Regions from separate parts of the Homo sapiens genome. Here region 2 is linked to region 1. Evidence: read pairs that join two places in POLR2A ChIA-PET (ENCODE). Cell type or tissue: HCT116. All regions are shown on one strand. Each heading gives the region's core, and the rest is flanking DNA. Links, peaks and the distances in the headings are about the cores only. Region 1 overlaps P4HA3 (prolyl 4-hydroxylase subunit alpha 3). Region 2 overlaps PPME1 (protein phosphatase methylesterase 1).

Region 1 (4,401 bases), core at 120-4,119:
GTGGGGATAAAATGGTGATCAAGAGCCAACTCTGCCCTCGAGGAGTTTGGGTCTGTAGCACCATGACTGTTAATCAGAGATGTCCACTGCCGTCTACGTCTTCAGTTCTTCCTTCTCTTTACACATGTAGAAGCTCTCTAAATACTAAATAAATGATAACTGAGATGTTATATGTGTGTCAACATATTTGATATCAAAAAAGCACTGTGAAAAAACATACTTGATGCAGAAGATACTGAGTGTAGCACACAGCAGTGGATGCTCAGCTAATATAGTTTTGGGGTACAGTCAACAAACTCTAGTGCTACACACTGTGGCATAAAAGGTTGTCAGACTTGGGATGCTGAGGCACCATAGTCATGTATCGACTTAGCAGTGTCCAACTGACAAAAATGAAAGATAAATGATTGTATATGATACCATCTGTATGAATATGTGCTGCGCCTTCTCTGCCTGGGACATCAAGAAGCCTACAACACTGACAGAGTGGTTATGACCACGTCACTATTTGGATATATTAATATTGTACTTATATCATGTGACCTTATCATTGAGCAAAGACAGCACAATGCACTGCTTTTAAAACTTTGCGTGAGTGTGTGTGGTAATAATACTGATTCTGGGGTGACATGAGAAGAAGGTATGTGGAATGGGGAGTGACTCTGAGGTCCAGTGTGACCCCCAAACCCATTGTCACCCTGTGCGAAACTTTGTGACCCCATGACTGTGAGAGAGAGCTATGTAGAAGAGAAGCATTTTGTGGGTGGAAAGTATTTGCGAGAGATCTTGTTAATAGTGACTGAATGAGCTAATGTGGTGCTTGTCCTTAAGTATGTGGCTTGCGTATAAACAGCTTGAAATAGTGTGACAATATACAATATAGGTATGTATTAATTTTAACAATAAATGAAGATCATTTCAATAATTATTGTCACTCTTTGGAATAGCATAGTTGTCTAGTATTCTATGGGTCCATGTTGACCGAGCCAAATGTTTTCTTTTTGTTCATAGCCCAGAGTCATTGGAGTCCAAGCTTATTAGTGGAAATAGGACAGAATTTTTTCTCTTTGATTTCAGAGCCCAGCATTCTCCCTGCTACCCATGCTTGTTCTCATACCAGTAATCTCTTTGGGTAGCTCAGATGGAGACGGGAGTGGGGGGTCAAAATCCCCCTGCTGGTCTTTCAGGTTACATTCTCAGAAGAGAGCACTTGAAGCATTTTGGCCAAAGCAGCTGGCCAACCCCATTCCACCATGCTGGTCTCCTTCACTGTCTTTCCACCACTGTCATTATCACAACTTTGTCACAGCAGGAGGTCTCATACAAACCATATCTCATCTGATTCTCTCTCACACACAATGCTTTGAAATAGATTTGTATTACACTTGTTAACTATTGAGAAATCAGTTAAAACATGAGAAAACTAAAGTCTAGTTGCTCACTCAAGATTGTATTAATAAATCTAATAGGTAGCAAATCCAGGACTAGGACACAGTTGTTTTGATTGTTTATCCAACTTTTTTCCTACTATGCTATGTTATCCCTACCACTTCTTTTATCTGTTATACCAAGACATAGACCAAGCCCCTAACTAATTGAGGTTTTACTAGTGGCCACAGTACATGGTGGTTAACAGTGAATTCAGGAGTTTAACAGACCTCTATTTGAATCGTTGGCTCTGATCTTGGACAAGTTACTTTACCTCTTTGAGCTTTAGTTTCCTAATCTGTAAAATGATGATAAAAATAGTACCTACCACCATAGGGTTTTTGGAAGGATTAAGAGTACCATGTAAAAGTTTTTATCATTGTACCTGGCATGTAACAATTGATGGACAAATGCTAAGCCTTTATGCTTATTATTTTATTTTATTTTATTTTAAGACCATCTAGTGAAACTAGGCCCCACTTTTGGCTCTAAGTATTAACTAGGATTGTGACAGCCTAGATAAAAAAACAAATCAGAAAAGTTCTCAATTATTTTCTCAGGTGACTTATGAACAGTTAATTTTGTAGTTTAGTTTGATATTTTGAAGACTGTCATTCTGTCATTCTGTTCTCTAGTGACTGCTCTAAAACCCAGTGAAATGTTTGCTTTTTAAGAGACAGGGTCTTGCTCTGTCACCCAGGCTAGAGTGCAGTGGCTCTATCATAGCTCACTATAACCTCAAACCCCTGGCTCAAGTGATCCTTCTGCCTAAGCCTACCAAGTAACTAGGACTACGGGTGCACACCACCATGCCTGGCTAGGGTTTTTTTGTTTTTGTTTTTGTTTGGTTTGGTTTGATTTGGTAGAGACGGGGTCTTGCTCTCTTGCCCAGACTGGTCTTGAACTCCTGACCTGAAGTGATCCTCCCTCCTCGGGCTCCCAAAGTGTTGGGATTGCAAGCATGAGCTACCGTGCCCAGCCTTTATGTTTGCCTTTTAAAACAAGAATTTTGGCAGTTCTTGCTAATTTTTCTATACTCCCAATCTGGTGATTTTATGTAACTTGAGAGGCTATTTCCAAGGCTCTCAGTTGAGATAGAAAAATGCAGTATTCTTGAGGTTGAAACTACTCCCTACTCCAAGTTAATGAATAAAAATTATACTTGTTATAGTATATATAGTTATATGCCAGTATGGTACATATACTAGTTATATATATAAAAAGAGTTTATCCTAGCTTTTGTTGTTGCTGTTTTTGCAGTTTAAAACACCACCAAGAGTGAGAGAGAAGTGTCAGCAGCAATTTTTTCTGTGCTAAGGATTAAGCATTAATAATGTCCCAGAAGAACTGATACAAAACCATTTCTGAATTCCAAAGGCAAAACATATTGAAGTGAAATAGCCCATGTATTGTGGTTGGATAACCTGCCCAGGCTATGTTTAATGCAGGGATTGGGTTGCAAATTTTATGTGCAGATTCTTGAAGGAAAGGATCTGATTTTCCATTCTCAGCAGTATTTGTTAAAGCAAAAAGACATTTAGGAAACCCTGAGGTTTGAATTCAGCATCCAGTAACTCAGTTTCCAGTCTCTGGAAACCGCTATGTGCTCAGAGGCTGGGCATAGGGCCAACTTTTGGATTCTAAGCCAACCTCAGTTATCAGTTGAGAGATTTTTTTTCTTTGTGTGACAGAAAAATGGCATATCTAAACACTGGATTGAATTGATGTGCTGCAATAGAGATCAAACCCTGACCTAAACAAATCAACCCCAAAATGCAAAGAGGGGTGCTAAGAAAACAAGGAAGTAGACAGCACTTTTGATTTGATGCATGACTTGGGGCAAATATTCACCTCTCTGCTTTACCACTTTACCTTTGTGCCTCAGTGTCCTCTGATTCCTATTAAACATTAGTCCTCAAGCTAATGAGGAATCTGTTTATTCAGTTGTGGAGGGGGTGATGAGAAGAAATAACAGAATGTTCATGCTGAAAAGATCCATAGAAATCTTCTAGACTAGATCAGTTCCTTCATTTTATGGATGAGGAAACTGAGTGATAGTTGGAGGCTGGGTCAGAATAAGTCCCAGTTCCTTCCTATCCAGCTGTCTTATAAAATCACTGCCCTCTCAGCCTCAATTGTTCCTGGACACCTACTCTTTAAGCTGGACTCAAGCCCAAGTCTCCGCTTGTTAAGATTTTTCATCAAGCAGTGGAGTATCTTTCCCTAAGTAGTTCCATACGGAGCCAAAGCAGGAGACAATGGGTAGTAAAGATCCCACACCCTGGAGGCTGGTTTCATTTCAAAACCCTAGAGCTTCAGCTCACAGACTGCCTTGTCTTTGGGATCAGAGACACCCTGGGACTTGACAGGCTTCCCATTTCCCCACTGGGAGACCCAGGTCCAGGTTCTTGTTCCTTAGTTTATGTTGAATTGAACATTTGGCTCCTTGGAAGCCTCAAGGCAGTCGTCTTCTATTTCAGGCTTCATTTCATAGTTGAGGACCTCACTCTTTAGAAATCCTCAGATAAGACTCTGCTCCAAGGGGTTGAAATCCTACCACCTTGCCACTTCCTCTATTTTTCACTTTCATCTCTGTCTCCTCGCAGAAGTCGCCCACTCTTGCCAAAGGACTCATAGTCTCCTGTGCTCTTGCACACGTTCATTTTTTTTCACTTTGCACAAACTTTTTTTTCTTCTACTTCCATTCTTGTTATACTATTTTTGAAGTTGATAATTTTAAAACGAGCGGGAAAACTCTTGGAGAGCAGGAATAGTACCTTAATCTGCCCTGTTATAGATAATAAATTTCAGTAATATAAATTCCATTGGTGTTTTAGAAATGGAATTAACCAGAGTATACTAGGAAAGGAAACAGCATCTTTTGCCTATATAAACACTGTTGAAGGACACTGGAGAAGGGAAATTAACTGGAAAGATGATCACTTCAGGCCCTACCATTTCTGCCCTTTTCTG
Region 2 (4,401 bases), core at 313-4,312, 75 kb after region 1:
GCCACTATTACTCACCTGGCTACATGGTTTTATAAGTAAAAATTAAGTAAAAACATCATAGCCATTTCAGTTCTGCAGATATTTATCAAGAGGATACTAGGTGCCAGGCCTGTATTCAAAAAGCACATAATTCGGTAGGGAGAAAAAGACACATATAATGTTAATATAATGAGGCAAGGTTCAAAGAAAGCACTTGAACATGAATGAGGAGGTCAGAGAAAGCTCCCCAGAGGTCACAGCTAAACTGAGGAGTATAGATAACAAGTTTAACCAGAAAATAAAAGAGGTTGGTTAGAGCATTCTAGGCAGAGGGCACATTATGTACAAAGGTGCTGTGATGTGAAAGTCGGCAGGATAATGATTTTAGAGAACTGGGTGCAAGGAGAAGCAGGGAGGAGATAAAAGGGGAGCGTGACAGAATAGGATTGGAAGGCAGGCGCCAGCTTCTCCAGGGCCTTGTGTGCCGTGCTACAGGGCTTAGGCTATCTGAATAAATTAGTCTTCTCACATTTGTCCACCTAAGTACAACTAAGGCAGAGCAAAATGACTGCATTCCCAGGGTGAACTGGAAACACTGCCTGAAGCAAGCCACTAGGAGAAAGCACTTCTTTAAATCTCATTTCTTAGTTTAAAAAATCATTCAAAATTTTAAAGCCCCTCTCCTCAGATAATGACATGATTTCTTACTTTAATGGTAAACCGAGGCAATCAGAACTATTACCTCATCTTTTAACTACCAAATGAATCCACAAATTCACCAATACTTGTAATAATATACTCTGCCTTGATGCCTGTTTAATACATGAAATATCTATTCCTATCAAGGCCAACCTTGGGCACTAGTTCCCATCCCCTCTTGCTTCTGAAAAGATACTCTTTCTTTCAGTTATCCTGTCTCTCTTCTGTGTCACTTTTTTTCTCTCGTGGATGTCACAAGCATACTCCATTATCCAGCCTTTAAAAACATTCCCAATGCCACATTCACTACTACCTATTACTCCATTTCTCTGCTCTCCTATACAGCAAAGCTCCTCAAAAGAGTTATCTTGCTTTCTCTACTTTGTCACCTCTCATCCTTTCCCCAACTTATATATGATTTTTATATCCCATTTATTTTCAGATATTTATTTTGTCAAGGTCACCTCTATCATGCCAATTCCAATGGTCATTTCTTGGTCCTCATCTTACTTGATCTCTCTGCAGCATCCGACACAGTTATTCTCTCCCTCCTTCTACAAACACTTAATATACTCACCTGGTTTTCCTTTTATCTCATCAACTGTGCCTTTTCAGTTTCTTTGTTGGATCTTCCTCTTCTTCCCAAGCTCTAAATATTGTGGAATATCCCAAGACTCAGTCTTGGATCTTTTTCCTATCAATATCAAGTTCCTAGGTCTTTACATTCAATCTTTCACTTTTAAATATTAACTATGTGATGACGATTCTCCAATTTATCTCTAGTTCAGCCTCTTCTAACTAGTATATACAACTGCCTACTTAACATTTCTACTTACATATGTAATAAGCATTTGAGTTTATCCAAACAAAACTGATTCTCTGCCCCTTATTTGCTCCCATATCTACCTCTTTCTGTTTCTACCATTCACCCAATTGCTTGGGCTAAAAACCTAGAAGTCATCCTTAAGTCCCTTCCTGCCCTTCCCCGTCTCTCTCCCAACATCCAATCCATAAACCAGTCCTGTCAGTTCTACCTCGAAAATACATTAAAAAATGACTCTCTTCCTCTGTTGCCATCCTCGTCTATGTTTACCATTATTACTCTCCTTTACTATAACAGTCTCCTAACCAACTTCACACCTCATTCCCCACTTCTTCTATTTGATTTTCCTCAGAACAGCCAGAGTGGTGTAACCAAGATGCAAATTTGTATCTGTCTGACCTCAAAGCCCAGGTTTCCCCTAACTTTTTTGTTTTGTTTCGAGACAAGGTCTCACTCTGTTGTTCAGGCTGAAGTGCAGTGGCATGATCATAGCTCACTATAACCTTGAACTTCTGGGCTCAAATGATCCTCCCACCTCAGCCTCCTGAGTAGCTGGGACTATAGGCACATGCTACCACACCCAGCTAATTAAAAAAATATATATATTTTTTGTAGAGACAGGGTCTCGCTATGTTGCCCAGGCTGGTCTCAAACTCCTGGCCTCAAGTAATATTCCTATCTCAGCCTCCCAAAGCACTGGGATTACAGGTGTGAACCACCACACCTGGCCTAAAGCCCAGGTTCTTAATGACTATACCCCTGCTGCCTCTCATTAGGAAACCTATGAGAGCAAAAGCAGTAAATCATTGGCCTTATATTTCAACATAAAAAAAAATCTAGAATAGCCAAAATGGCCATCAGTCATAAACTTGATTCAGATATCCAGCAGAATAAAAAACAAAATTACCAAATACCTCATAGTATAATAATTTTCAGGTTCAGAAAGATCAATGACTCTCATGAAACCCAGAACATCTTAACATTTAACAAACAGAACCCTTATTCTATCCTGTATCTGGCAAAAGAAACAAGACTACTTTAAGAGAAGGCCTACCATGATACCCAGGCTGCATTAGGTATATCCCCTGGCTTCCTTCATTGTGTTATGTTTATGTGTTTCCTTGTTTGCATCCCCAGTTTTTTGATGATAGGAACTGAGCCTGATTCATCCCCCAGTTCTTAGATCAGGTACTGACACATCTTAGGCACTAGAAAAAAAAATTTACTGAATAAATTTTTAGAGTTCGGAAAAAGGGCCAGGCGTAGTGGCTCATACCCATTTATCCCATGACTCTGAGAGGCCGAGGCGGGCAGGCAGACTGCTTGAGCTCAGGAGTTCAAGACCAGTCGAGCCAACATGATAAAACCCTGTCTCTACAAAAAAAAAAAAAAAAAAAAAATCAAATAACAAAAATTAGCTGGGCATCGTGGTGCACAGCTGTAGTCCCAGCTACTTGGGTGGCTGAGGCAGGAGGATCGCTTGAGCCCAGAAGGTCAAGGCTGCGGTGAGAGCTGTAATCATGCCACTGGACTCCACAGCCTGGGCAACAGAGTGACACCCTGTCTCAAAAAAAAAAAAAAAAAAAGTTTGGATAAAAGTTGGATGGGCTTTAGACAACTGAGCCAAGTCTAGAATAACTTTCTCACTTGTTGTTACTGCGGAAGCAGGCAGGGCACCTGAGATACAAGCCAAGCTGGCAGCAGCTACATTCTTGATGCTATCTGCCCAAGATAGATCTTTGATATTTCTGTGAGAACAGGAATCCTGCATCACAGTAGTGAACAGGAAGTGGTAGAAACTTCACCAACACAAACATCATTCTGACAAGCCATATTCTTGCATAAGACCATTTGTCCTAGGAAAACGCCTAGGATATATTTACCAAGTCCTAAATTTCCACTTGATATCTGATTCAGTTAACAGATATATTCTGCCTGCTAGGGCAGTATGCCATATGCTATATGAAAGTAGAAAAGAAATACAGAATAGCTTCTTCCCTTATGATGCAGGAAGGGCATTAAGACAGACATTAATGAAAATTAACAATATGAGCCATATCCCTCAAGGGAGTATTGGAAAACTTAAGGGTATACAGTGCAATATAATAGAGACTTAAAGGTCTCTTGTAATTTTGCTGAAAGCGTCATCTGGGTGGTTTGGAGAACTTAAGAGAAAATGTTCTGAAGAAGAGACTGGAGATGGAGTTAGAAGAATAGGAAGGAAGATAGGATGATGAAGACATTTATCCAAAGACTGATCTCCTTGTGGGAAGGGACAGTGTTTTATTCATCTCTGAATCTTCACTCATTAGCACAAAATAAGTGTTTAATAAATACTTTATCAAATGATTAACTGAATTAATGAATAAATTCATTCCTTTGCTTAAATGGAATTCTGTCACTGATTTTTATAAAAACTATTTACCCATTGAGTTTATTTACCCAAAATCCAAATAAATTTGAGGGAATGGAACCTATAGCCATCTTCCATTTCTCCACCATTTTATCTGAAACACAGAAAGTAAATCTAAAACCATGAAGCATCAGAGGTGGATGATGCCTTAGAAACCACCTAGTCTAACCTCTTACCTCAGAGGCAGAAACAGCTAGACAGCAGATGATCAATAATTACTAAGATTCCAGGAGGTACTATAGTGTATTGGGAAAACAATGGGTTTCAGACAACTGAGCCAAATCTAAAATATTTTTAAATGTTCAAAAAATTCTGCTGTTTATATAATGTTTCCTCATATGCTATTACAATAAGGCGTGGCAACTGAAATTCTATTCCTTGAACTTGGTGCTTGACCTAAAAAAGAAGAAAAGCTACAATCTAACATTTAGAATAAAGGCAACAGTGGCTGGGCACTGTGGCTCACGCCACAACCCCAACACTTTGG

Evidence for each region. Peaks named below come from ENCODE experiments on the same cell type or tissue, not always from the same donor. Only the 100,000 strongest peaks of a DNase experiment are listed, where the experiment ranks them.
Region 2: POLR2A ChIA-PET joins it to region 1 with 5 read pairs; 4 of 35 experiments call an interaction of 5 or more read pairs at or near these places.

Annotation. Positions count from the first base shown.
Region 1 is chr11:74,306,239-74,310,639 of GRCh38, reverse strand. The region is part of intron 1 of P4HA3 (prolyl 4-hydroxylase subunit alpha 3); the gene reads left to right. Among named protein-coding and RNA genes, the nearest start is that of P4HA3-AS1, 2.9 kb to the left of the region's middle. In HCT116, for the core only: no CTCF peak of the experiment used is centred there; no DNase peak of the experiment used is centred there.
Region 2 is chr11:74,231,361-74,235,761 of GRCh38, reverse strand. All of the region lies in intron 7 of PPME1 (protein phosphatase methylesterase 1), which reads right to left. Among named protein-coding and RNA genes, the nearest start is that of PPME1, 62 kb to the right of the region's middle. In HCT116, for the core only: no CTCF peak of the experiment used is centred there; no DNase peak of the experiment used is centred there.